Linked DNA regions of Homo sapiens: regions 2, 3, 4 and 5 are each linked to region 1. The links are chromatin loops, found by intact Hi-C in ENCODE. Cell type or tissue: heart left ventricle. All regions are shown on one strand.

Region 1 (5,000 bases):
ACTTTGAGGACCCTGGGAAAGAAATGCAAACTTTTCACTTTCTCTTGTGTCTGCCCTTTCAGGTGATGCTGCCAGTGTGATCCAGTTTGGGAAGTCGGCCAAGCGAACACCTGAGTCTACTCAGATTGGGCAGTACGGGAATGGGTTAAAATCGTAGGTATATTAGAAGCTTGTCACAGGGCTCAAACAAAATCCAGCAATGCTGTCCTGCTTCTCTTGGATGAAAACTTTCCTTCTCCTTGTCCCTCTATTGACTATAATTCTGGAACTGGAAGAAGTCAGAAAGTGGTGGTTTCTGGAGTAGCTTACCAGCTGTTCCCAGCTGAATTTACTCCACAGATTGAAAAGTATGAACATCCAAAAACAGGGCAGGAGAGGCTGTACGTTTCTCTTGGCACAGTGCTCTAGAACTGCACCTCTCCTGTTGAAAATTCTTATTTTTACCCTGTAGTCAAGGATGTGAGTGATTCTCTTGTGGTGTTGGGATGTATCTGAGATGATGAAGGGGTCACCTTACTGTGCAGCAGTGTTCCCTGAGCACCTGCTGCATGTCATGCTTTGTGCCAGGCACTGGGGATCCAGGGTAAGGAAGAGAGATGTGAGCCCTCCGTCCCAGAGGATGCTGAATGTACTGCAAGGCCCTTATAGCAGGGACCTACCTAATGTCTTCAAATCCCATGGGACTTTTTCTTAGCCTTAGTTCCCAGTTGGTTAGTGTTTGGAATGTGTTGTTCTGGTTTTGAGTGAAGCCCCAAGAGAAAGGTTTCTATTTCTGAAATGCTCACTTCCAGCTGTACATACCTTTGGATGGAATAAGATTTAGTGGAATTGGAGTTTGTGCAAATGGAATTGTGAGTCACGTTTCCAGTCTTGTCGTGGAAATGTGTTGTTTTGTTTGAGGGAGGGTGGTGGTTTGATCAGTCAGCAGCATCAGTTGGGCCTTGTGTGCAGTTGTGCTTTGGGTGTATGGAGAAGAAAGAGAGTACTTCCGAAGAAATCAGGACCTGGTATCCGGACTTTGTGATTTGTCTTTCAGGGCAGGAACCAAATGGTAATAACAGACACTTACCATGTGCCAGGCACACGAATAATCTCATTTAATCCTCATGATAGCCCTGTGAGGTTGTAGGTACTATTATTTTCAGATGAAGAAATTGAGGTTTATAAGGGTGAAGTTACTTTCCCAAAGGCATTAAAAATGCCTATGTGTAGAGCGCTAGGGTAGGAACCAGGTCTTTCTGACTGCAAAATGGAGCTGCTGTGCATTTCACTTAAATGACAAGCTAAGGTTCAAATCTCACTTCCGCTACTACGTCTCTAAGCCTCAGCTTCCTCCTTTGTAAATTGAGATGATAATGCATACCAAGTAGGTTAAGAATTACATGCTATCATTGCTGTGAGAGCCTGGTTTCTGCCTTTATTTCTCCTCCTTTGATGTTTCCATGGCAGATTGCTGGCCTGATTCAGTGGATCTGGGTAGGGGCTAGGAATGTGTTTTTCACAGATGAAATGAATCACCTGTAATCATATGATTCTAATGCAGGTTATCTAAATCCCCCAAAACTGAAGTCTCCTAGAATCAGGGGAAGCCCTGACTTTTCATCTAGATTGTAGATCAGCCTCCTCCTACCTGGTTCTGTCAGTTCTGTGGCCTCAGGCAAGCCATTTCACCTCTCTGAATGTCTGTTTCTTAATGGCCTCAGGCAAGCCATTTCACCTCCCTGAATGTCTGTTTCTTACTCTAGAAAATGGGGTTCTAATCTCTGACATTTATAGAGTGAGGTTCAGAAGCAAATGAAATGTGACTCTGAAAGTGGTTAGCAGACTGGGAAGGAAAGCGTATAGAAGTTGAGAGTGTTATTAGCGTATTTCAGTGGAAGACTTTTGTGAAGGTCCCATTGAGATGGAGCCATCTAGTGTTCAGAGTAGACAGTAAAATCATCTTGAAACCAATTCAGAAGTTGAATAAGTTTCAGGAGAAGGTGATTTGTGGGGAGAATAGGGCTGAGAAGCAAGGAAGCCAGTTAGAGAAGTGATATTTGGGGCTTTTGCTATTCAAAGGCTAAAGTCAGAATCAAAGACAGAAGGAAGATAGAGGCACAAAGTGAGAGTTTTTGCCAAATTAGGGCAAGGGCATGCTTTGACAGAAGGCAAGATAACGTGCCTTACTTGCTCCCCATACGCTTTAGGGAAGGAGGAGGAGGTGGTGTGTGAAATTTTCAGGGCAAGGAGCATTGCCAGCACTTTGGGTACTGGAGGAGGAGAACGAGGACTTGGCAGCCCCCAGGGTATCTTTGAATAGTGTCCTGGGAGTTTTCCTGAGTGTTTGGGGAAATGGGGCATGACATTCATTTGTGTGCTTGGCATGCCAGTCTGGTTTGTATTGGTACACAGAAGAGAGTAATGAGGCTTTCCACCTCCATCATCTCCCTGGGGTGTTATAAAGACTAATGAGATAATAGCCATAAAGCTCCAGAAGCTGCTGGAAGAAAGGAGCTGAACAGCCCCATTGTTCAGAGGGCGGTCCCCCTGCTGGTGCTTCACACTTCTGCCCTGCCCTGCGTTGCCTGGAAAGGCCTGTCCCTGCCTGCTTCTTAGCCAGCTTAATGTGGCCAAACAGAGGAAGGAAGCAGTTGAATCCATTCAGACTTTTGCCTTTTGGAAATCAGCCTCAAGGCACAGTTCCCAGAAACCAGTTGCATCCAAAAGCAGGGAGCTGCCTGTGTCATAATGAGCTTGAGGTGGCAAAACACTTCTGGGACAGGAGATAGCTCCAGTTATTGGACATGAGCTAATTACAGGCATCCTTGAATCCTGTGGTCAAGAATTATATTTTATTAGCCCCTCTGTATTACTGCGCCTTGGGTTCATACTGATGTTTTCTCGGGCTTGTGAGTATAGGCACTGGGCTTTTCACTTAACAGTGCTGCTGCCGTTTCGTCAATGGAGGGGAGTTTGTGTCAGCTGAGGAAGGACACGGTGGGAACTGGGGGTGGTCAGCATGGAAGATGACGTGTTGAGGGTACCAGCTACTAAAGTCTGATGGTGGTACAGTCAGAGGGCACAGCACCTCTCATGCGTCTGGGATGAACCAAGAGCTCAAAGACAGCAGGGTTACTCTTCAGCGTTGTGGGGGGAGTGAGACTAACCTGGGGCTGGTGGTCTGCCGTGAGCCCGCCCTAGAAGGGTGGTGAGAGAACCCTGTATGGTGTGGTTGAGAACGTTGTAAGTAAAGACTAAGGAGTTACAGGCCTGTGGAAAAGCAGAGGAAGGAGTGTTGGGGGATGGAGAGGGAACGAGGGCTGTGGAACTCAGCACACAGTCCTGGGACCTGGGGGGGCCTTTAGGAGAGCCCTCCAGTGGCACTTTCAATCATGTCCAGAGTGGATTGATTTCTTTTGCAGATGAGCTTTTGACTCCTGGGAGAATAACACCCATTTCTGTTTCCTTTTCAGGGGCTCAATGCGCATTGGGAAGGATTTTATCCTGTTCACCAAGAAGGAAGACACCATGACCTGCCTCTTCCTGTCTCGCACGTTTCATGAGGAAGAAGGCATTGATGAAGTAGGTCCCATCATCGTGGTCTGCATCACCAGTCCTCATTTCCTGAGTCTGCCCAGGCGGTTTTCGTAGGTTATTTGCAATGCTAGACTCTTTGGGGTTGCAGGATTGGAGCACATTCCCCCTAATTGTTATGCAGTTAGCTGGCTGGATGAATTGGTTGAGGGGTTAAGGTAGATAACTTTAATGTGAGAGGAAGCAAAATCTCAGAGCACTTCAGAGAACAACTGTTTCCGAGAATGAGACTGTCAAGTGGCAGGAATTAAGAGTTGGATTTGCAGCTCCTCTAGATCTGCCACTTGAATTCCATTTTGGGGGGAGTGTTACCATGGAACATTGTTTTATCAGGGGGAGTATTTTGGGCTTCCCTGATCATGGTGTTTCCTATTTGGTGGTGATTTTGTGGAATGTGCTATGAGCTCATTTTCCTTTTGAAGAAATGTGTTACTCTATGTCAGAAACTATGACTCAGATACCTAGAGAGAGCCTGGGCAGGTAGTAAAGCAGGTGAGTGTATGGAGAACAGGAAAACAGAGCTGATGCTGTGGGTCTCGTCTTGGGAGTGGCTGCTACACAGCCCCAGTGATTACTGCTATGCTGGAAGGAAGGACTAATGAATCCAGAATATTCTGAGTTTAAATCATTTTAGTAATTGACTATGTAAGCTAAACACACATTTGGCCGATTCTCCTTGTGGCTCAGATGTCTGCAGAGCTGTTTCTGGTGAGGTCTATGCCCCCTCATTGTGGGAGATCAGGGCAGCTCTGTGGACTACCCAGCCTCAGACTGGACTCTTATCTCCTTTCCTATGTAAGACATGGAGGCCAGGGCTTGAAAGAAGGGGGGCTAAGAGGTTCTGTGGAAAGAAATCCGCAACTTCCACAGAAGCAGGTAATTGAATTCAGACTTACAATTTAATTCATCTGTGTTGATTAGCTGTGATTAAATTTGTTCTGGTTCTGTTTAGATCTGAGCCTTAATCATAGCAAACTTGTTCAGGTAGGGAATGGTAGGCCTTCCGTCATTACGTAGCAAGCCAGTGGGTTTGTCTGCCTTTTTGGTGTGGTATGTGAGTTCATTCTGCATACTTGAGTGAGAGAAGCGTGGCAGCTGGAAAGAGCAGGCTTCTAGGAGAAGTAGGATAGGAAAATATAGCCTGGGTTGGGGTTTTCAGGAATGTTTCCTGATACAGGACTGAGGATGGTGACAGGAGGGTATGGAAGTCAGTAGAAGCAGCCTGCTTAAGGCCCTGAGGGCTGTGGGAGGGGACTTGGCTGCAGGGCCACCTGGAGAAAGGTGGTGGCCTTTGGAGATCAGAGAGGGCCAGGTTAGGCTTGACCTCGGGGCCTTGATGAATGTGTGGGGCTTTATTAAGCAAGGATGTGCCAGTATCAGATTCTTTTAAGAAGGTCCATGTAGCGATTGTGTGGTGATTGGGT
Region 2 (5,000 bases), 92 kb before region 1:
GGTCTCCCCCTTGAGGGGCAGGAGTTCCCCCTTGAGGTCAGGAGTTCAAGACCATCCTGGCCAACATGGTGAAACCCTGTCTGTATTAAAAATACAAAAAAAGAAAAAAAAAGTGCAGGGAGCAGTGGCTCATGCCTGTAATCTCAACACTTTGGAAGGCCGAGGCAGGTGGATGACCTGAGGTCAGGAGTTCGAAACCAGCCTGGCCAACATGGAGAAACCTCATCTCTACTAAAACACACACACACACACACACACACACACACACACACAAAATTAGCCAGGCATGGTGGCACACACCTGTAATCCCAGCTACTCGGGAGGCTGAGACAGGAGAATCACTTGAACCCAGGAGGCGGAGGTTGCGGTAAGCCGAGATCGTGCCATTGCACCCCAGCCTGGGCAACAAGAGCGAAACTCCGTCTAAAAAAAAAAAAAAAGAAAAAAAAAGAAAAAAATTAGCCAGGTGTGGTGGCACATGCCTGTAATCCCAGCTACTCAGGAGGCTGAGGCAGGAGAATTGCTTGAACACGGGAGGCAGAGGTTGCGGTGAGCCAAGATCAAGCCACTGCACTGCAGCCTGAGCCACGGAGCGAGACTCCATCTCAAAAAAAAAAAAAAAAAGTGTAATCCCCAGTGTTGGAGGTGGGGCCTGGTGGGAGGTGCTGTTTGGCATGGCTTAGTCCCAACCCCTTGGTGATGAGTTCATGTGAGATCTGCTTGCTTAAAAGTGTGTGGCACTTCCTCCCCCATCTCTTTTGCTCACTCTCTTGCCATGTGGCATGCCTGCTCTCACTTTGCTTTCTGCCATCATTGTAAGTTCCTGAGACCTCACCAGAAGCTAAGCAGATGTTGGTGCCATGCTGTACAGCCTGCAGAACTGTGAGCCGATTAAACCTCTTTTCTTTATAAATTACCCAGTCTCAGTTATTCCTTTATAATAATGTAAAAACAAAACAAAACCCAGCCTAATGTAGTGGCTCACCCAAGAGAGACATTCATTTCTCTCTCTCATATAAAGGAAGTCCAGAGCTGAGCAGTGAGCTGTTCAGGGCTGGTATGATAGCTTCATGGAGTTGTTAGGGAGCTAGTTCCTAGCTCTTCCAACCTTAGGCTATGGCCCTAGTCCTCATGATCCAATGCAGCAGCCAGGGATCCAGCCATCACATCTATATTCAGAGAGCAGGATGGAAGAAGATAAGACCAAGGGGGCAAATAGTATGAACCAGCCCTTATAAGAGGCTTTCTCCAACGGTCACCCAACAGTTCCACGTACATCTCCTTGACCAGAACTTTATGAAGTGGCTACACTAGTGGCAAGAGAGCAGGGAACAAATATTGGGCAGACAAGGAACAACTTTTTCTGTTCTTTCCAGCCCCTAGCCAACCACTGTTCTGGCTCCTCTCACCATAGATTCATCTTGTCTGTCCTAGAACTTTATACAAATGCCACCACATAGAAAATTCTCTTGTATCTGGCTTATTTCAACATTATGTTCAAGAATTCTTGAAGTTTTTTTTTTTTCACCATCCGGAAGGAGACATTCATCAACATTCAGTCTTTAACTTTTATTCCATGGAGTCACTCATTCATATTTCTTGAGCCCCCTACTGTGTGCTGGCAGCTGGCCAAACACAGCCACCTATGTCAAAAGACCAAGTGTCCCAGGGTGTCCTCTGACCCAAATCTATTTTGGCTCCACATAAGAATTGTGTCAGCCCTACTTTAAACATCCCTCAGCATCAGGGAGAATCTCTGGTAAACAGAGGCTGAGCAGGCCTGTGGGGAGGAACTCAGGCTCAGGTGAACACAGTTAGGAACCTAGTAGGTCCTTAATAAATAATGGCTAGAAGGTTGGGCGTGGTAGATCACACTTGTAATCTCAACCCTCTGGGAGGTGAAGTGGGAAGATTGCTTGAGACCATGAGTTCAAGACCAGCCTGGGCAACATAGTGAGACCCACCCCCTCCCATCTCTACAAAAAATAAAAATTAGCGGGGTATGGTGGTGCACCTGTTGTCCTAGGTACTCAGGAGGCTGAGGTGGGAGGATCATTTGAGCCCAGGAGTTTGAAGCTGCAGTGAGCTGTGATGGCACCACTGTGCTCTAGCCTGGGTGACAGAGTGAGACCCTGTCTCAAAAAAAAGAAAAATAAATAAATAAATAAATAAATAATTAGTGGCTACAACTATTTCCTTGGCACAGGTGCACTGTAAGGCGCAGTACTGTTCTATTTTCTAACCCTTCACTACCCTATAAGGTAGGCATCACGACAGTCTACATTTTGCTAATGAGAAAAGGATGCTCAGAGAGGTTGGATAACTTGCCCACGGTTACACAGCTTGTGAGTTGCTGAATTGGGATTCAAATCCAGTTCCATCAAGTATCAAGTCCAGGCTTTCACCCTTCTGCTTTGGGGAATCAGCTTCTGCCTCCTGGCCCTTCCTTTAAGCCTAGACTCACTCCATGCAGAGCCCAGGATCCCTATGGACAAAGGCTGCGCACTTGGCTTTGTTGTGTTTCTTGTCTTTCTCCCACTTTGGGGGTCCATCCCGGATATTTTCCTGGCTTTGGATCTTGTCTGTTTCAGCTTAAAATGAGACATCTGGGGGAAAGGCGTATCTTACCATCAGCCCCCTGCACTGCTTAGCCTTGAGTTCTGGACGGTCTCACCACCCTTCGCCCCCCTCCATCCTGTTCCCTCGGAACTGTCGACCTTGGGGCTCTCCTGGGCCCTCACTGCAGCTTCCGTCCGGTGATCCCAAACAGCAGCATTTTTCTAAACATTTTTCTAAGCAATGAGCATGAGATTTCACATCTGGGCCAGTTGTTACTGACGCCCTGAGTCACCCAGCTCTCCTGCAAGTGAACGAGCCTTTCAGTTTAACTGCTGGCTTGTAAAAGGCCCATGCATGCCTCTGTTTTTCCAAATATGTAAAAATCCATTAGAGAGGGGGAGAATGTGGTTCAAAGAAAAAGTTAAGTTTTCTCCATGGGAACAAAAGTTTTCCAGGGAGGAAAATGTGTAAATCCTACAATATAACTGAGTGGCTTTCAAAAAGAGTTTTTCCAGAGATGAACCCTGTTGCAGAGGGTCCTTAAGTTGAAGGTCAATGTACAAAATGGTCAAAGTGGAGCTTACGGGATGGAAGGAGGAGGGGTAGAGGTTGCCCAGTGATGTAGCTTCCCTCTTGTTCCCTCACTAACCACTTCTCTAGGAAACCTGCCATTGGGTGTGGAACACAGTTTGAGAACCCCTGAAAAAGCCCTGGCCCAGGAGTTCAAACCCTGGCCCTGAGTCTTAGAACCATCTTTTGCTGCTGTGTAACTCCAGGAAAATTAGTAGCCTTCTCTGGGCCTCACTTGTCCCATCTGGGAAATGTCATGGTTGGATTAGACATTTTCTAAACTTCTTTCAAGCCTAAGATTCAATCTTACTGAGGAAAATTCCATCTGAAGTTGGCAACTGTTTGAAAAGTAGACTTTTTGAAAAAAGAAACAAGAGTTCTCTTGTTTGAGGCAATCTAGTAACAAACCAACTGCTAAGAAAGTGTTTTCCAAATAGAGGTGCTGTGTGTCTCCTTGCACGAATGGATAGAAAATGACCAACTTCATTATTAGAAAGTAGGTTAAAGATATTCCCTGCTCTCTCATCTGTGTGATTAATTGGTCAGTAATCCTTCCTTCATGAAAAGTACCAAGTAATGAAAAATCAAACTGAACATTAATAGAGACATTTACTGATCAGTAATGTAGACAGTTTTGTTTAAAATATCAGGCCTGGTGTGGTGGCTCAACGCATAGCATTCCAGCACTTTCGGAGGGTGAGGCAGGAGGATCGCTTGAGGCCAGGGGTTTGAGACCAGCCTGGGCAACATAGCGAGACCTCATCTCTCTCTAAAAAAACTAGCTGGGCATGGTACCTATAGTCCCAGCTACTTGGGAGGCTGAAGTGGAAGGATTGCTTGAGCCCAGGAGTTTGAGGCTACAGTAAGCTATGACTGAGGCACTGTACTCCAGCCTGGGCCACAGAGCAAGATCCCATCTCTTAAAAAACACACATCAAACATACACATATAGCTAGAATGACAAACTGTCCTGCTTTATGTGACTGAGGGGCTTCCTGGGATGCAGGACTTTCTGTGCTAAAACCGGGAAGGACCCAGGCAAATTGGGATGAATTTGTCACCCTACATATAGCACTTACTATGCTCTCAACACTGTTCCAAACATTATTCACATACTCTAATTTTATTTTTTAATTTTAATTTATTATTATTATTATTTTTGAGACAGAGTCTCGCTCTGTCACTAAGGCTGGAGTGCAGTGGCACGATCTCAGCTCACTGCAACCTTCACCTCCTGGGTCTAAGCAATTCTCCTGCCTCAGCCTCCCGAGTAGCTGGGATTAGAGGAATGTGCCACCACGCCTGGCTAATTTTGTATTTTTAGTAGAGATGGGGTTTCACCATGTTGACCAGGCTGGTCTCGAACTTCTGGCTTCAGGTGATCTGCCCACCTCGGCCTCCCAAAGTGTTAGGATTACAGGCATGAGCCATTGCGCCTGGTCTTATTATTATTATTATTTTTAGAGACAGGGTCTTGTGTCACCCAGGTTGGGGTGCAGTCACACGATCATGGCTCACTGCAGCCTCCAACTCCTGGGCTCCAGTGAACCTCCTGTCTGAGCCTCCCAAAGCACCAGGATTACAGGTGTGAGCCATGGCACCTGGCCAACTAACTTTTTAAATCTGCATCACAACCCTATGAAGAGGGTACTATTATTATCTCCATCTCACAGATCCTCAGGGGAAACAGGCTCAGAGAGGGTTAGTAAACATCCAAGGCCACACAGCTGGTTGTAGGCAGATCCAGGATGAAAACCCACCCTGTCTTGCTCTGAAGCTGGGCTAGTAACTGCTATACCACATTGTCTTGCTCCTAAATTGTGTCTTTGGTGAATCACAGAGCCATGGCAAGTCTGTGACCAAGGCCAGCT
Region 3 (5,000 bases), 280 kb before region 1:
GTTATCTTTCTGTCTCTATCTCACACACACACACACACACACACACACACGCACGCACAGAGCTAACAAGCTAGCATCTGACTAGACCTACAAATGACCCAAGAGTTCAGTGCTAGGGCCAGCTCTTGTCATCCATGGCCTGAGCAAGTCTTTTTGGTTTCAGGCCTCATCTGTGATATGAATGGGTTATACCATATAGTGGGTGGTTTCTTCTAGTTCTGAAGTTTTTTAGCTCTAAGAGAATCCAGAAATTCCAAAGATTAACTTGCTCTACCCTGTCCTGCTTATTTTGGATAGAAAATATTCATACACATAGGAAAACAGCAAGAATATGAACATATGGGTTACATGCCAAGGCGAGACCCAATCTGTGAACTCATTGGGTTTTGACGTTACTTATTAGTCCCAGCTATAAAATGAAAGGACCAGCCAAAGGCTTTAACTATAAGGTCCCTTACAGCTCTGACATTCTCTGCTCCTGTCATACTAAATGGAACAGAAAAGACAGAATCAACTTCCCTGGGAGTAAAAGGGGCAAGAACCAAGGCAATAAGATCCACAGAAAAGACTTGAGAGCTCTGAGTTATAGCTGAAAGGAAAGGATAATAATGATGGTTGCTTTCCAACTCTTCCAGAGGCCAGACGTCTCCAGGCCAATCCCCTATATGGTTCCCAGGGAAGAGGCAAGTGTTTAAAGGTCAACTCAATTACTTGGTATAAGCACAGGGATGTTTTACAACAAGAGCTATGTGCAGGAGCTGGAATCTACAGCACAAGGTGCCTGCCTAGTCTATCTCATTCTCAGGATATAGGCACAGCCCTACCACTTCAGACCTTGGGGGCCAGGCATGCCCATCCAGCCTCTGGAGTGGACTGCTCTTCTTTCCACCAACAAATTTCAACTATTTTACGTTGTGAAGAATATAAAGACAAGTTCCCACCCTTGAGAATTCCAATCCGATGGGAGGAAGGAATAACCATTCACTGGGTGTCTACCATGTACTGGATACACTGCATATATTATTTCATTCAATCTCAACAAGATTATTACCATCCATTTTCCAGATGAAGAAACTGAGCCTCAGACAGCAGGAACAAATCTGATTTGAAGTCTGTATAATTTTTAAGAAACTGAGCTGCCTACAAAAATAATGTAGCTATAGGCAGGGCGCGGTGGCTCATGCCTGTAATCCCAACATTTTGGGAGGCCGAGGCAGGCGGATCACCTGAGGTCAGGAGTTTGAGACCAGCCTGGCCAACAAGGTGAAACCCCGCCTCTACTAAAAATACAAAAATTAGCTGGGCGTGGTGGCAGGTGCCTGGAGTCCCACCTACTAGGGGGGCTGAAGCAGGAGAATTGCTTGAACTCGGGGGGCAGAGGTTGCAGTGAGCCAAGATCACATCACTGTACACCAGCCTGGGCGACAGAGCGAGACTCTGTCTCAATAATAATAACAATAATAATAATAATGTAGCTATAATAAAGCTAGTAACAAAAAGTAGGAACCTAGGGAGGCAACCTGTGGTGAGGAAGAGCTGGCTCTGCCAACCACACTAAAAACAACTCTTGGCTGGGCACAGTGGTTCACGCCTGTGATTCCAGCACTTTGGGAGGTCGAGGTGGGTGCATCATTTGAGGTCAGGAGTTCAAGACCAGCCTGACCAACATGTTGAAACCCCCGTCTCCACTAAAATACAAAAATTAGCTGCGCATGGTGGCAGGTGCCTGTCATCTCAGCTACTCAGGAAGCTAAGGCAGAAAAATCACTTGAACCCAGCAGGCAGAGATTGCAGTGAGCCGAGATTGCACCACTGCACTCCAGCCTGGGCAACAGCAAGAATCCCTCTCATAAAATAAAATAAAATAAAATAAAATAAAATAAAATAAAATAAGAATACAAACAACTCTTGAAGTACCTGCATAATCTGTAGTGCAGCCACAGGAAAGTCACTCTTCCTGGGCCTCAGTTTCCTCACCCATAAAGTGAGGGATATGGGACAACCCTGGAAAGGGCTCCTCTCATCCCCCCACCCTGCCTCCAGCTGGCCCATTTATGGCTCTTCCAATTTAACCTGGGTTCAGGGGGGCCACACTTGAGGTTTGGTCATGAGCTCTTCCTTGGTACATTCCTTTCCCCACCCTAAGATTGAAATTCTCAACTCAGAAGCTTGTTTCTGTGTTTTCCATCAGAACATGAAATAGTGCTTGGCCCATAGTACACTGGTAAAGATGGGAGGATAGGCCCACCTACCGGAAGCAAGAGCCGTGCCAGGTTTCGTTGACAGTCCTGTACCATATCTGGCTTGGAGCAATGTGGTCCCCACAGCCTGGACACCTCCAGACATCTTCACCTGCACACAAAACCAAGAGGTTGAGAGGCCCAAAGTAGCAGGAGGCAAAGGGACAGGATTCCTACCATGTAGAATAAGACTGAGTTAACAGCATCTCATTTGAAAGGGTTAGGCCAATGCTCTGCTAGATGCACAGTTTCTGCCTCCACAAGATCTCTGGTAAGCACTTGTCCAACCTCTGCTCATCTCTCCAGGGACAAGGAACTCATGGCCTCAAAAGTAGTCTCATTCCATTTTCTAAAAATGGTTCTGATTATCCTTTTTTCTACTGAAACAAAACTTGCCTTTTTCTAGAACTTTCAGCCTTTGCTTATAGCTCTGAGAAGAAGAAACGAACACAATCTCCTTCTTTTCAGTGTCAGCCCTTCCTATGACTATTCCCAGCCAACAGCCAGAAACTTCTCTCTGGGTTAAACATGTTACTGCCTTTTCCTATTCCTCAAAAGCCCTGTTTTTTCAGATTTTTCCATCACCTAATCCAAGAGCTCATTTACTCAACCAACATTGAATAAATTGGTCCTCTAGATCAGCAGTCCTCAACCTTTTTGGCACCAGGGGCCAATTTTTCCACGGACCCTAGGCTGGGGGTTGGGGGGCGGGGGGATGGTTTTGGTATCAAACTGTTCCAACTCAGATCATCAGCCATTAGTGAGATTCTCATAAGGAGCATGCAACCCAGATCCCTTGCATGTGCAGTTCACAATAGGGTTCACACTCCTATGAGAATCTAATGCCACCACTGATCTGACAGGAGGCAGAGCTCAGGCAGCAATGCTCACTGGCCCGCCGCTCACCTCCTGCTGTGCAGCCTGGTTCCTAACAGGCTACAGACCCGTACCAGTTGGCGGTCCAGGGGCTGGGGACCCCTGTTCTAGATACAAAGCTCTTTGTATGTTGGAGGCTGTTAGATTACATAATCTCTGCTCCTTAAGAAGCAAATCCACTGGAAAAGAACTGCTCTTTCATGTTGTTGATTTTTCACTTGGATGTTATTTCAGAGATAGAACCAAGTATTATTTTAGTTCAGAAAAAGAAAAGTAATGGGTATAAAAGGGGAAGAACAAATATTTAATGAATGCCTCCTATATGCCAAGAACTCTGCTAGGTGCTTTCATAGACCTAATCTCATTTAATTCTCAAAATAATCCTGTGACACAGGTATTATTATATTCACTTAATGGATAGGAAAATTAAAACTTGAGGCAGGGGGCAGGGTTGACTAGCTAAGTGGTGGATCTAGCATTCATACTCAGGTCTGGCTCATTCTAAAGCTTCTGCTCTTTCCATTCTACCATGTCAACTCTTGTTCACTCCAATGAGGGGAACCAGGAAAGTCTTTGTAGAGGAAGCTGACACTTGAGCTGAGCCTTGCAAGATAGGGAAGACTTACCTATCACTGGCTGAGAAAGGAGGGTGAAGGGTTGTGTGAGCTCAGAGACCAGCATAGACAAAAGCACAGAGTCGGTCCATGTTCCTCCAAAAAGAGAGGCCTCAAACAAAATACAATACTCCTGGTATGGCTCAGATGTCAACTTCTTGAAATAAAGAGGACAGCTGAGATCAAGCTGTGGTACCTGACTCAGCCCTAGAAAGCAGGACAAGGTTGTTACAAGACTCCCTTGTGCGCTCTGTGTATGCAGCTTTGTTCTCTCTGGGTAACTACAGACTGCCACAGGCACAGTGACAGTCACCGAACCCTGTTTCACAGGCACAGGGGCCATGAATAGACAAAGCACAGCTCCTGGCACTTCAAGATTGCTCAACATCATTCTGGAGCAGCCAATGTACACAGTTGTCCCCCTCGTTCCCCAGAGAAGAGTTAAACAAGCTGGCAAGAGGCCTTAAAACACCACCTCAACCCACCCATTCCACTCTTCTCATGCCTCAGTAATAGGATATATATATGCCCATCACTCATTCTTCCTGGGTCTAAAATCCTCAGACTCCTTGTCAAGAGGGGCCTTTTTGGTTTTAGGGTGACAGTGGTCACAGAGTATGCCATCTCTCTCACAAACTCCAAGGCAGAAAGTCTGAGAGACTCACTCAAACCAATCCCAGGTTGGGTTACGGACAGTGGACAAGACAATGAATTAGTGAGAGATTTTAATGAACACAAACATCCAAATGAATCTTCCAAGTTTTGGAAATATTTTTGGAACTCTTACATGTAAGAGCTTTCAGGGTCAGTTTATGAGCTGCCATGCCCCACCCCCAGCACATCTCATTATTTTAGAGCCACACCTTGTTTCTTGTTTTTACTTTTTAACCCAAAATTAAGTCTGTAACCTGACCACCCACTTACTCAACAATTCAATCTCTTGGCTCTGAATGATTTCTATTTCCAAAATTCAAACAGGATCAGGACTTTCCACCATGAGGATATTCAAGATAACTTGTTATTGCCATACCCTCCAGAGCTTGCCCTGCTTTCTCCAGTCTTGAGAAACCCAAAGACATTCAATCAACACATACTTTAGTACCTGCTTTGGGTTAAGCATGAAAGACCCGAAATCAAGACCCTCTACTCTCTCCTCTCATATCCACCTGGTTTCACTTTCCAAATGTCTCTCTAGCCCTTCCCTGTCCTTCACCCCAGCCCTACTTCAGATTTTTGGCTTCTTTTCCCTATCTGCTGTACTCAGCTGGCT
Region 4 (5,000 bases), 200 kb before region 1:
AATTGAAATGCACAATAAGTGTAAATAAAATACACACAGGATATCAAAAACTTGGTACCAAAAAAGGGTGTAAAATGGCTTGTTAATAATTTAAAAATAGTGATTACATATTGAAATAATATTTTACACATCGGATCACATAAAGTGTATTATTAATCTTTTTTTTTGAGACCGGGTCTCACTCTCTCATCCAGACTGGAGTGCAGTGGCAGGATTGATCAAAGTTCATTGCAGCCTGAAGTCCTGGACTCAAAGTGATCCTCCCACCTCAGCCACCAGGGGTGCACCACCAGGTCCAGCTCACAAAATGTCTTATTAAAATTACTTTCACCTCTTTCTTTTATGTTCTCGATGGCTAGAAAATTTCAGATTACATTTGTGGCTAGCATTGGAATTCTGTTGACCAGTGTGGGTGCAGACATGGTCTGATTTGTTCATCTGTAAAATAGGTTTGGAGAGGTGGAGTCATTGGCTCATAGTCATACGCAGCGTCCAACCTTGGCATAGTGGGATGGGAAATCAGGTTATTTTGAACCCTGAGCCCATGGCTACCCGTCAGCCCCCTGGGCTGACATTTGACCTCTTCCAGAATCATATGCCCTCCTGAAACCACAACCAGTCCTCAGTGGAGACCTAAGGTATGCTCGCCCATCCTAGTGTGGGGACTTGGGGGTGGGGGTGGGGGCGGGGGCTTCCTGAATGGGATTGTAACCCCCCACCAAATTCACCTTGCCTGCTGCCTAGACAGAGCCGATTTATCAAGACAGGGGAATTGGAATGGGGAAAGAGTAATTAATGTAGAGCCGGCTGTGGGGGAGACCCGAGTTTTATTGTTACTCAAATCAGTCTTCCAGAGCATTTGGAGATCAGAGTTTTTAAAGATAATTTGTAGGGGCTTAGGAAGTGGGGAGTGCTGATTGGTCAGGTTGGAGATGGAATTATAGGGGGTCGAAGGGAGTTTTTCTTGCTGTCTTCTGTTCCTGGGTGGGATGGCAGAGCTGGTTGAGCCACATTACTTGTCTGGGTAGTGTCAGCTGATCCATCCAGTGCAGGGTCTGCAAAATACCTCAAGCACTGATCTTAGATTTTACAATACTGATGTTATCCCCAGGAGCAATTTGGGGAGGTTCAGACTCTTGGAGCCGGAGGCTGCATGACCCTAAACTGTAATTTCTAATCTTGTAGCTAATCTGTTAGTCTTGCAAAAACAGACTGGTCCCCACCAGGCAAGAAAAGGGTCTTTTTGGAAAAGGGCTATTACCAATTTTGTTTCAGAGTCAAATGATTAACTGAATTCCTTCCCAAAGTTAGTTTGGCCTACGCCCAGGAATGAACAAGGTCAGCTTAAAGGTTAGAAGCAAGATGGAGTCGGTGAGGTCTGATTTCTTTCAGTGTCATGATTTCCTCAGTTATAATTTTTGCAAAGGTGGTTTCAGGATGGCTAAGCCAACATCTGAAGGATGAGTAAGAACAAGCCAGGTAAAGAAGGGGGAAAAGTGTTTTAGGCAAAGGGAACAGCATGTGCAAAGGCTCTTAGAGAGTGTGTTAATTGAGAATATGAATGTAGTTCCGTGTGGTTAGAACAGAGATGTGGGGAGTAGGTGAGGTCAGCTGGGCTCAGATCCTGCAGTGCCCACCAGGCTTCAGCATGAGCCTCTCTGGTCAGAAGACAGATGTAGACAGTGGAGAGAACTGGCTATGTTTGTGTTTTAGAAAGATTGGGCCTGCTACCGTTTGGAGAACCACTGTTCCAAGAGATAAAATTGAGAACCAGAGAAGAAAAGGGCTTGTTCAGGGTCATATAGCGAATCAGAGCCAAGAAGGACTAGGCTAGCAGGCACAACCGACCAGGAAAGGAGCAGACAGCCTTGTTCAGGAGTCTCAAGGAGGCACTGGCATGGGGTGTCCACTAGATGACAGCAGAGGCTGGACCAAACTCCAGGGGCTTCGGGCAGGACCCACCCTGCTTTTCCACAAGCCTTCCTCTTTCCATTTCCCTGGTCTGGGCATCAGAGGGCCTCTTTCCTAACCCTTTTCTCCAGACCCCAGAGCAGCAAGGAGAGCCCTGGGTGTCAGGAGGCTCAGAGACTAGCCCTAGCTCCATTTCCCCTCTGCCATTGACATAGGGCAAATTCAAAGATTAAAAACTGCTTGAGAACTTGAGTCTTTGGCTGTAGAAATAGAAGTGGCATTATTAGTCTACCAGGAGCCACATTCTGTAGTTAGATCTCCTGCTGAGCCTCTTGATCCTCCTTTAATGCTCCCTGTCCACCCACCCTCTTCATTCTATCTTGTGAGTTAGACTCCCAGAGACTGTCAATGGCCCCAAGGCCCAGGCCAGCCCTAAGAGGGAAGGAAGGGATGTGAGCTAAGTTCTCTGAGTTAGAGCCAACACAAACAGCCCAGGTTTAAACCTCAGCCAAGGGGCCTTGTGTAGAACAAAATAGTGGATATGTCGCAGAGCTTTGGGCAAATCTGATCTCCTCCTAGGGCCTCCATTGTGAAATGAGGTGAAGAGTCCCTGGGTGTCTTCACTTCACTCCTGCTGGGCAGGGTTACCAGATATAGTAAACAAAAACACAGGATATGCAGTTAAATTAGAATTTCAGATAACTAAAAAAGTAATTGCAGCCAGGCACAGTGGCTCATGCCTGTAATCCCAGCACTTTGGGAGGCCAAGGCAGGCAGATCACTTGAGGTCAGGAGTTCAAGACCAGCCTGGCCAACATGGTGAAACCCTATCTCTACGAAAAATACAAAAATTAGCTGGGTGTGGTGGCGGGAGCCTGTAATCCAAGCTACTCAGGAGGCTGAGGCAAGACAATCGCTTAAACCCAGGAGGTGGAGATTGCAGTGAGCCGAGATTGTGCCACTGCACTCCAGCCTGGGTAACAGAGCAAACTCCATCTAAAAAATAAAAATAAAAATAAATAATAATAATTGCAATGTTTGGGCATATACTTACATAAAAATTATTTATCGTTTTCTGAAATTCAAATGTAACTAGACTTTTTTTTTTTTATCTGACAACTCTAGTACTGGGACATGGTAGGATGTCAAGTGGTGTTGGAACAGGAGGGGAGTGAATCTTGCACTCAGCATCATTCTATCCCATACCCCAAGGTCCTTTGGGGCTTCATTGTCCAGGTAGGTAGATCTCTCACAGCCCATTCTGCCCCTTGTTTCTACTGGATTTCCCTATAGTTTCTGGCTTACTGTGAGGCATTCCCCTCAGTGAGCTCCTTCCCCAACTCTGATCTTCACTGCACTCCAGGGAAGAAAGAAAAGTAGGCATAAGCATCCCAATCAGTAGAGTGTATAACAGGGATTCAGCCAAAGTAACTGACTTGCCCAAGGCTGCCCAGGAGGGGAAGTGGAGCTAGGGGTTGAACCCAGGGTATAGGGAAGGATCTCCTGGGCTTCTTAGAACCCCACTAGCAGGCTGGAGTCATCTGGGGACATACAAGGAGCCCACATTCTACAGCCTGGTGAACTGAATATCAGGTCAGTCACACCACCATCTTGCCTGGCTTCTGCCCTCAAGTGCCCTCCTTAAATGAAGATCTCATTTGTCAAAGGCTACTGTGTGTCAGTCACTGAGGCACTTTAGTTACACTCACATTAATCCTCATGGCATAAATGTTATTATCTCCGCTTTACCAATGAGGCCCAAAGAGGCAAAAAGACTTGGCTGAGATCACACAGAAAGTGAGAAAAAGTCTAGGTCTCAAATTTGGGTCTGATCTGGGCTTATTCCATCCTACCATACTGCCTTCCCTACACCAATGGTGTTAGATACACCTGGAGTTTTTAGGTGGAAGACTAATCTGCAAACAATAACAGTTTTGTTTCTTCCTTTCCAAACTTGACAATTTGTATTTTTTTCTTGTCTTATTGCATTGGCTGGGACTTTTAGTAGCATTAATAGTAGGTACCCATGATGTGTTCCTGATTTTAATAGAATGTTTCTATGTTAGTTACCTATTGCTGTGTTAAAAAAAATTAGCATCTCAAACAAACATTTATTAACTCACAGTTTCTGAAGGTTAGGAATTCAAGAGTAGCTCAGTTGAATAGTTCTGGCTCAGAATGCATGAGGTTACAGTGATGACATCAGCCACATTTCTCCAAAGAAAATACAGGTCGAGCATCCCTAATCCAAAAATACAAAATCCAAAATGCTCCAAAATCCAAAAGTTTTTGAGTGCTAACATGATGCTCAAAAGAAATGCTTGTTGGAGCATTTAAGATTTTGGGTTTTCTGATTAGAGATGCCCAGCTGGTTAAGTATAATGCAAATATTCCAAAATCTGAAAAAAACCCAAATCTGAACACTTCTGGTCCCAAACATTTCAGATAAGGGATACTCAACATGTATATAAATGGCCAATAAGCACATGAAAAGATGCTCAATATCATTAGTCATCAGGGAAATGCAAATCAAAATCACAATGAGATACCACTTCACAATAGGACAGCTATAAAGACAGACAATAACTAATGTTGGCAAGGATGTGGTGAAATCAGAACTTTCATACACTGCAGTTAAGAATGTAAAATAGTGGCTGGGCGCGGTGGCTCACGCCTGTAATCCCAGCACTTTGGGAGGCCGAGGCGGGCGGATCACAAGGTCAGGAGATCGAGGCCATCTTGGCTAACACGGTGAAACCCCGTCTCTACTAAAAATACAAAAAATTAGCCGGGCGCGGTGGCGGGTGCCTGTAGTCCCAGCTACTCGGGAGGCTGAGGCAGGAGAATGGCGTGAACCTGGGAGGCGGAGCTTGCAGTGAGCCGAGATTGCGCCACTGCAATCCGGCCTGGGCTAAACAGCGGGACTCCGTCTCAAAAAAAAAAAAAAAAAAAAAAAAAAAAGAATGTAAAATAGTGCAGTCACTGTGGGTGCAGCGCACCAGCATGGCACATGTATACATATGTAACTAACCTGTACATTGTGCACATGTACCCTAAAACTTAAAGTATAATAATAATAAATTAAAAAA
Region 5 (5,000 bases), 160 kb before region 1:
AGTCTCCCTGCTTTCCCCCTGGCGCCGGGACCATCCCTCCTGTTCCCTAGCCCCAGATGGCCCCAGCATCCACCGTGGAAGCCTGAGACACCGACTTTGGGGCCTGGAACTCCGAACCCTTCCCCAGCTCCCCCTACCCGGTCCGACAGCGGACACCCAGACACACTGACGCAGTCTCCTAACTCTTCTCGTGGCCTATGACTCCCAATCCTGTCCCAACTTCCCATCCCCCATCACTTCATGTTTTCCTGGAATTCCCCCCCGACCCGGTTCCAGGGCTGGAGGCTCCAGAAAGTCTCTTTTCCTTCTCCTGGGGGGAAAGAAGACTTTCTGGGTGCCTCCTCCCATATGCAGGATCCGGGGAAGGGGGCCAACTCGGAGGGGCAACCGAGTTGGGAACTTGGTTGCCAACATTTACTCTGCAGCAGCCTCCCATCCTCCCCCAACCAGGAAATTCCCGTTCGGAGTCCCTGTCTTGCTATGTGACTTTGACCATCACAGCCCGCCTCTGAGCTTTTTGTCAGCTCTGTCTGACAAAAGGGTGTAGAATGGTTGGGTGCCGGTGGTGCACGCCTGTAATCCCAGCACTTTGGGAGGCCAAGGCAGGAGGATTGCTTGAGCCCAGGAGTTCAAGACCAGCTTGGGGGACATAGTGAGACCCTGTCTCTAAGAAAAGGGCTGAGGGTAGGATGGAGGAGGGCTGGAGTGGGTGGTCCTGGGGTCTAGACTCCTGCTGGATGGTGGCATCTCCTCAGGGAAGGCAGGGAGGAGCCCTCCCATCCTCCCATGTCAGGGAAGCAACCACATGGTCTGTGGGGCTGGGCCGCAGGTGGCAGGCAGGGTGAGGTCTGCCTGTGTAGAGTAGGGACCAGATGGTAGGTGTCTCCAATGGGGGCCCCCAGGGCCATTCTGAGGTGTTTCCTTCTGCTCTGCCTCCACTGTGAGATTTCAGGGATCAAAGGCCAAGCCCAGGTCTCTACTGCTTAAGAGGAGCAGGGTGATCATTTCCCCTGGGCATTGGGAGTCAGTCCACAGCCAGTAGGATGTACAGGCCCCAAGGCTGGCAGGCACACTGTGGGTCTCTGGCCTTGCTCTTTTCCCCTGGTGTCTCTAGGCCTGAGTCTCCCCACCTGTATACACAGTTCCCCCTTCTGCCCACAAGGGTCCAGCATTTCCTTCAGACCTTGGGAACTGCTGATCCGGGGATAACTCACAGCCCGACCCAACTCAGGGATAAGGAAGTATGGCTTTGGGGATGTGACTGGAATAAACGTGAAGGACTCCTGACCTATCCCATTTTATCCCCCTCCAGACCTGCGGGGGATGACAGCTGAACCGCCTAAAGGAGGTGAGTTTGAAGGAAGAGGTCCCTAGCTCTGTTCCCCCTGAGCCTCTTGGGGAGTGGGCAACATGGTCCCAATGACTGGGGCGGGGAGGGGGGAAGGATCCCTAGGCTGAGAGTCTAGCCTAGGCTGAGAGTCTAGCCTGCACCTGACTTGCTTTATGACCTCACTGGGCTTCAGTGTCTCGTCTGTACCTCGAGTAGACTGAGGTCATGGTCTCTGATGCTCTGGTTCCTCCCCAGGTGAAGGCTTTCGTCACGCAGGACATTCCATTCTAGTATCCTTCTGTTCTGGGGGAGGGGAAATGGGATGGGCACCTGGGAGAATCTCCACGTAACTTCAGAAAGGGGTGGCAGATGGTTTTCAACTGACAAGTTGAATTGATTGGTAGTGGCTCCCAGAGGATTCTGAGGTGGTCTCCATGTTGGGTGGGCAAGAGAGATTGACTAGTGATGACTGCCACAGAATGGAGAGGAGGGCCCTTTACTTCTTTGAACCCTAATTTTCTCACGTATAAGCGGAGACCCTGGCCCCTCCCGGGCACAGAGTAAGCTCTGAGCAAAGGAGGCAATGCTGTTCCCATCAGTAAGGCTGCGGAAACCACCACCTCCCTCTGCCCACCACCCCGCTCCTTAACACCACCTCCAGTCACAACCTGGTGATGAAACACCTCCCTGGGGCCGACCCTGAGCTCGTGCTGCTGGGCCGCCGCTACGAGGAACTAGAGGTGAGGCCGTGGGAGGTGGGCTGGGGGCGAGGCCAGAGGCGAGGCCCAGCCTGCTGACCCCGCCCCTCCTCCGCCTCAGCGCATCCCACTCAGTGAAATGACCCGCGAAGAGATCAATGCGCTAGTGCAGGAGCTCGGCTTCTACCGCAAGGCGGCGCCCGACGCGCAGGTGCCCCCCGAGTACGTGTGGGCGCCCGCGAAGCCCCCAGAGGAAACTTCGGACCACGCTGACCTGTAGGTCCGGGGGCGCGGCGGAGCTGGGACCTACCTGCCTGAGTCCTGGAGACAGAATGAAGCGCTCAGCATCCCGGGAATACTTCTCTTGCTGAGAGCCGATGCCCGTCCCCGGGCCAGCAGGGATGGGGTTGGGGAGGTTCTCCCAACCCCACTTTCTTCCTTCCCCAGCTCCACTAAATTCCCTCCTGCCTTAACTGAGGCTCGACTCCTTCGTTGCTGCGGGCGGGTGGGGTGGGAGGTCGGAAGAAGAACCTCTGAGGATCCCTGCTGGAGTTGGAGACCTTGCGGAGCTGCCTTCGGTTCAAACCCCCTCCCCACCCCCAGGAGACGCAGAGAGGAGTCAGGATCGTTGAAAACCAATAATTTATCAAAACGCTGCGTGTGTATGTGGGGGGGAGGGTGTCGCAACAGACAGGGCAGCGGTGGGCGGACGCACAGGCAGGAGACGGTGCCCGGAGAGTGGGGGCGGCAGCTTGCCACTGGCTGGCCATGCGGGCGGGCAGGCTAGACATTCTTGCCGCGCAGGCGCAGTTCGTGGCGTCGCAGGTGGTTGTAGAGCGACTGCACATAGGTGAAGACACACTTGGGGTCAGGCTTCTTGCCCATGATCATCATGTCGTCCACCTCCACCAGGGGCACACAGTCCACCAGCATCCTGCAGGGAGGGGGCACGGGGTTGGATGTCAGCGCCAGACCCGCCTCTCGTGGCGCCCCTCTACCCCAAGGTCTTTTTTATTGCCGCATTGCCTGCTGGTCTTTCATAAACTCCAGACAGGGAAAAGCCTTCCAGGAAGGCAGGAAGCCCCTGGCTTCATCTACCCAAGCCTGGAGGCATCTCTCGGGGCGGGGGAGCAGAGCTAGGCAGGTGGAGGCGGAGATGGCAGAAGAGAGCCCCATCCCAGTCAGGCAGGTCCTGGGTCTGCTTCCTCCAACCCTGGGGAGGTGCTGGCTCCAAACCCTGCCCATGTTCTCCCTGGAGACCACCTTCTGCTCACCCTCACTGGCACACTCCAGTTGGTAGAAGCCTCTCAGCTCGGCCTTTGCACCCAGATGGGCTTCATCACTGGCCAATCTTTATCTATGGATAGGTCTCACTCTAGTGGCCCTGTGGTCCACCGATGATTGTCTGCTAGCTGCCTGATCTGGTACTTCCTGTTGAGAGGCCCAGGGACCCCTATTCTTTGACAGGGGGTGGGGATAACCCTGCTGCTGGAGATGGAGGCCAGGGAACGTGTGGGCAGCAGAGGGGTTCTCTAACCCTTATCACCTGCCTTGGGTAGAGCAGAGGAGGCAGATGAGGATCCCAGCCAATACCAATGGACCATCTATGCCATGCTCGGGGGGACCACCCTTCTGGCCATCCTTCAGAATGCTAGCTGCCCTTCACAGATAAGGAAACTGAGTCACAGAGCAGAGGAGCCATTTGTTTCAAGCCCCATGGCTTAGTAAGTGCAGGCTAGGCCGCATGGGACCCAGGCCCCCAGTTCTGGGTGTTGGCAAAGCCTTTTCCCCACTCTGGAGTGAGTGGGTTGTGCCTATTAAGCAACTGACAGCTCCCAGAGCTCTGAAGCTGGAGTCTGCTCTCTGGCTCCTTTTCCCCTGTCCCTCAACCCCCAGAGCAAGACCTCTTCTGCCTTGATCCCTCCTATCTGCCATACCTGGGACATAGCAAGCATTCAATGTTGCTGAATGAGTTTCCTATGGCAGGGAAGGCATAATGGCAACAATTGCTCCTTATTCTCAAGACACCTGAGAACCCAAGACCACCTCCCATCTCGTGCCCTTATGGACAAACTCAGAACTGTGGTAGGGCTGGGCCTACCCCCAGCTCACCTGGACTCCTTCAGAGAAGAAACCTGGGAGGCAGAACACCGAACACCTCTGTTTTAGTCCAGACTGTATCCCTAACCAGTTGTGGGTGCTAGATAAGGCCCTTTTCTATGACTGTTTCCCCCTCTTTAGAACAGGACAGTTATTCTCTATCTCATTTGAGACCTTACAAGAATTTAGGATGAGTGAGAGGGTTCTGGGTCTGCTGCTGATGTGCCACGTGCCCCTAGGGTCATCCCTATCCCAGACTGGGCTTGTTTCCCGAGCTGTACCATGATGCAAAGGCAGCCTCTCTCTGAAGCTTCTTCCAGCTGTGGCTATCGTCCTGGGGATCCCGACCGCCCTCTCCAACCTGGTGCTCCCTCCCGCCCCACTCCCTTCCCTGGAGACCTTATAAAGCCATTGTTTACACTGGGGCTCAGGGCTCAGGGCTCAGGCTGCCCCAGTGACAGGCCAAACACCAGGCAACTTGAGCAACAGCACGGCTGAGTCACACTTTCCAACTGGATCAGGGCTGGGCTGGGCCCCTCTCCCTCCAAGCTGGCTTGCTGGGCAGCAGCTCCTAAGTCCATATATGATCTGGAGATAGCACCAAGCCCATCCGCCACTCATCTGTGCTCCTTCTCTGAGTGTGTGTGTGCACATGTGGACTGCCCCCCACAATGGCTCCAGGCCCTGAGGGGCATCTGAGTGTGCCCCTACCTGTCACTGACTCACATTCCTTCAGCCAATCCCCTTGCTCCTTCTGGGCCTCTATTTTCAATCCTCTCTACAAAATGGGCGGGAACACAGTGATGGGGCAAGGAAAACAGCCACTAAGTGGGGAGTTTGGAGTCTCAGTTTCTGGCCCCAGCTCTGACCTA

Evidence for each region. Hi-C counts contacts between places; a loop is a spot of excess contacts. Peaks named below come from ENCODE experiments on the same cell type or tissue, not always from the same donor. Only the 100,000 strongest peaks of a DNase experiment are listed, where the experiment ranks them.
Region 2: a loop joins it to region 1, with 2.2 times the contacts of the local background. A loop is called at or near these places in 7 of 110 quality-filtered maps.
Region 3: a loop joins it to region 1, with 2.3 times the contacts of the local background. A loop is called at or near these places in 38 of 110 quality-filtered maps.
Region 4: a loop joins it to region 1, with 5 times the contacts of the local background. A loop is called at or near these places in 69 of 110 quality-filtered maps.
Region 5: it touches region 1 in a loop (3-fold over the local background); 6 of 110 quality-filtered maps call a loop at or near these places.

Annotation. Positions count from the first base shown.
Region 1 is chr22:30,944,905-30,949,904 of GRCh38, reverse strand. MORC2 (MORC family CW-type zinc finger 2) reads left to right here. Exons shown (of 26, transcript NM_001303256.3): 5 at 63-153; 6 at 3,456-3,564. Among named protein-coding and RNA genes, the nearest start is that of MORC2, 21 kb to the left of the region's middle. In heart left ventricle, a CTCF peak has its summit at 1,918 (motif pointing left); no DNase peak of the experiment used is centred here; H3K27ac peaks cover 1,039 bases.
Region 2 is chr22:31,037,370-31,042,369 of GRCh38, reverse strand. No RefSeq gene overlaps it. Among named protein-coding and RNA genes, the nearest start is that of SMTN, 41 kb to the left of the region's middle. In heart left ventricle, no CTCF peak of the experiment used is centred here; a DNase peak (open chromatin) is centred at 2,730; H3K27ac peaks cover 2,762 bases.
Region 3 is chr22:31,223,072-31,228,071 of GRCh38, reverse strand. LIMK2 (LIM domain kinase 2) reads right to left here. Exons shown (of 16, transcript NM_005569.4): 2 at 2,253-2,352. Among named protein-coding and RNA genes, the nearest start is that of LIMK2, 13 kb to the right of the region's middle. In heart left ventricle, no CTCF peak of the experiment used is centred here; no DNase peak of the experiment used is centred here.
Region 4 is chr22:31,146,097-31,151,096 of GRCh38, reverse strand. No RefSeq gene overlaps it. Among named protein-coding and RNA genes, the nearest start is that of PLA2G3, 8.1 kb to the right of the region's middle. RefSeq lists a silencer at 3,045-3,223. In heart left ventricle, a CTCF peak has its summit at 1,915 (motif pointing right); a DNase peak (open chromatin) is centred at 1,926; H3K27ac peaks cover 966 bases.
Region 5 is chr22:31,102,278-31,107,277 of GRCh38, reverse strand. It overlaps SMTN (smoothelin), which reads right to left. Exons shown (of 21, transcript NM_134269.3): 21 at 2,654-2,962. It overlaps SELENOM (selenoprotein M), which reads left to right. Exons shown (of 5, transcript NM_080430.4): 2 at 1,313-1,348; 3 at 1,586-1,620; 4 at 1,992-2,070; 5 at 2,150-2,501. The coding sequence ends at 2,308. Among named protein-coding and RNA genes, the nearest start is that of SELENOM, 2.8 kb to the left of the region's middle. RefSeq lists enhancers at 254-1,026, 2,526-3,476. In heart left ventricle, a CTCF peak has its summit at 2,212 (motif pointing right); DNase peaks (open chromatin) are centred at 2,247, 2,797 and 4,627; H3K4me3 peaks cover 1,615 bases; H3K27ac peaks cover 2,686 bases.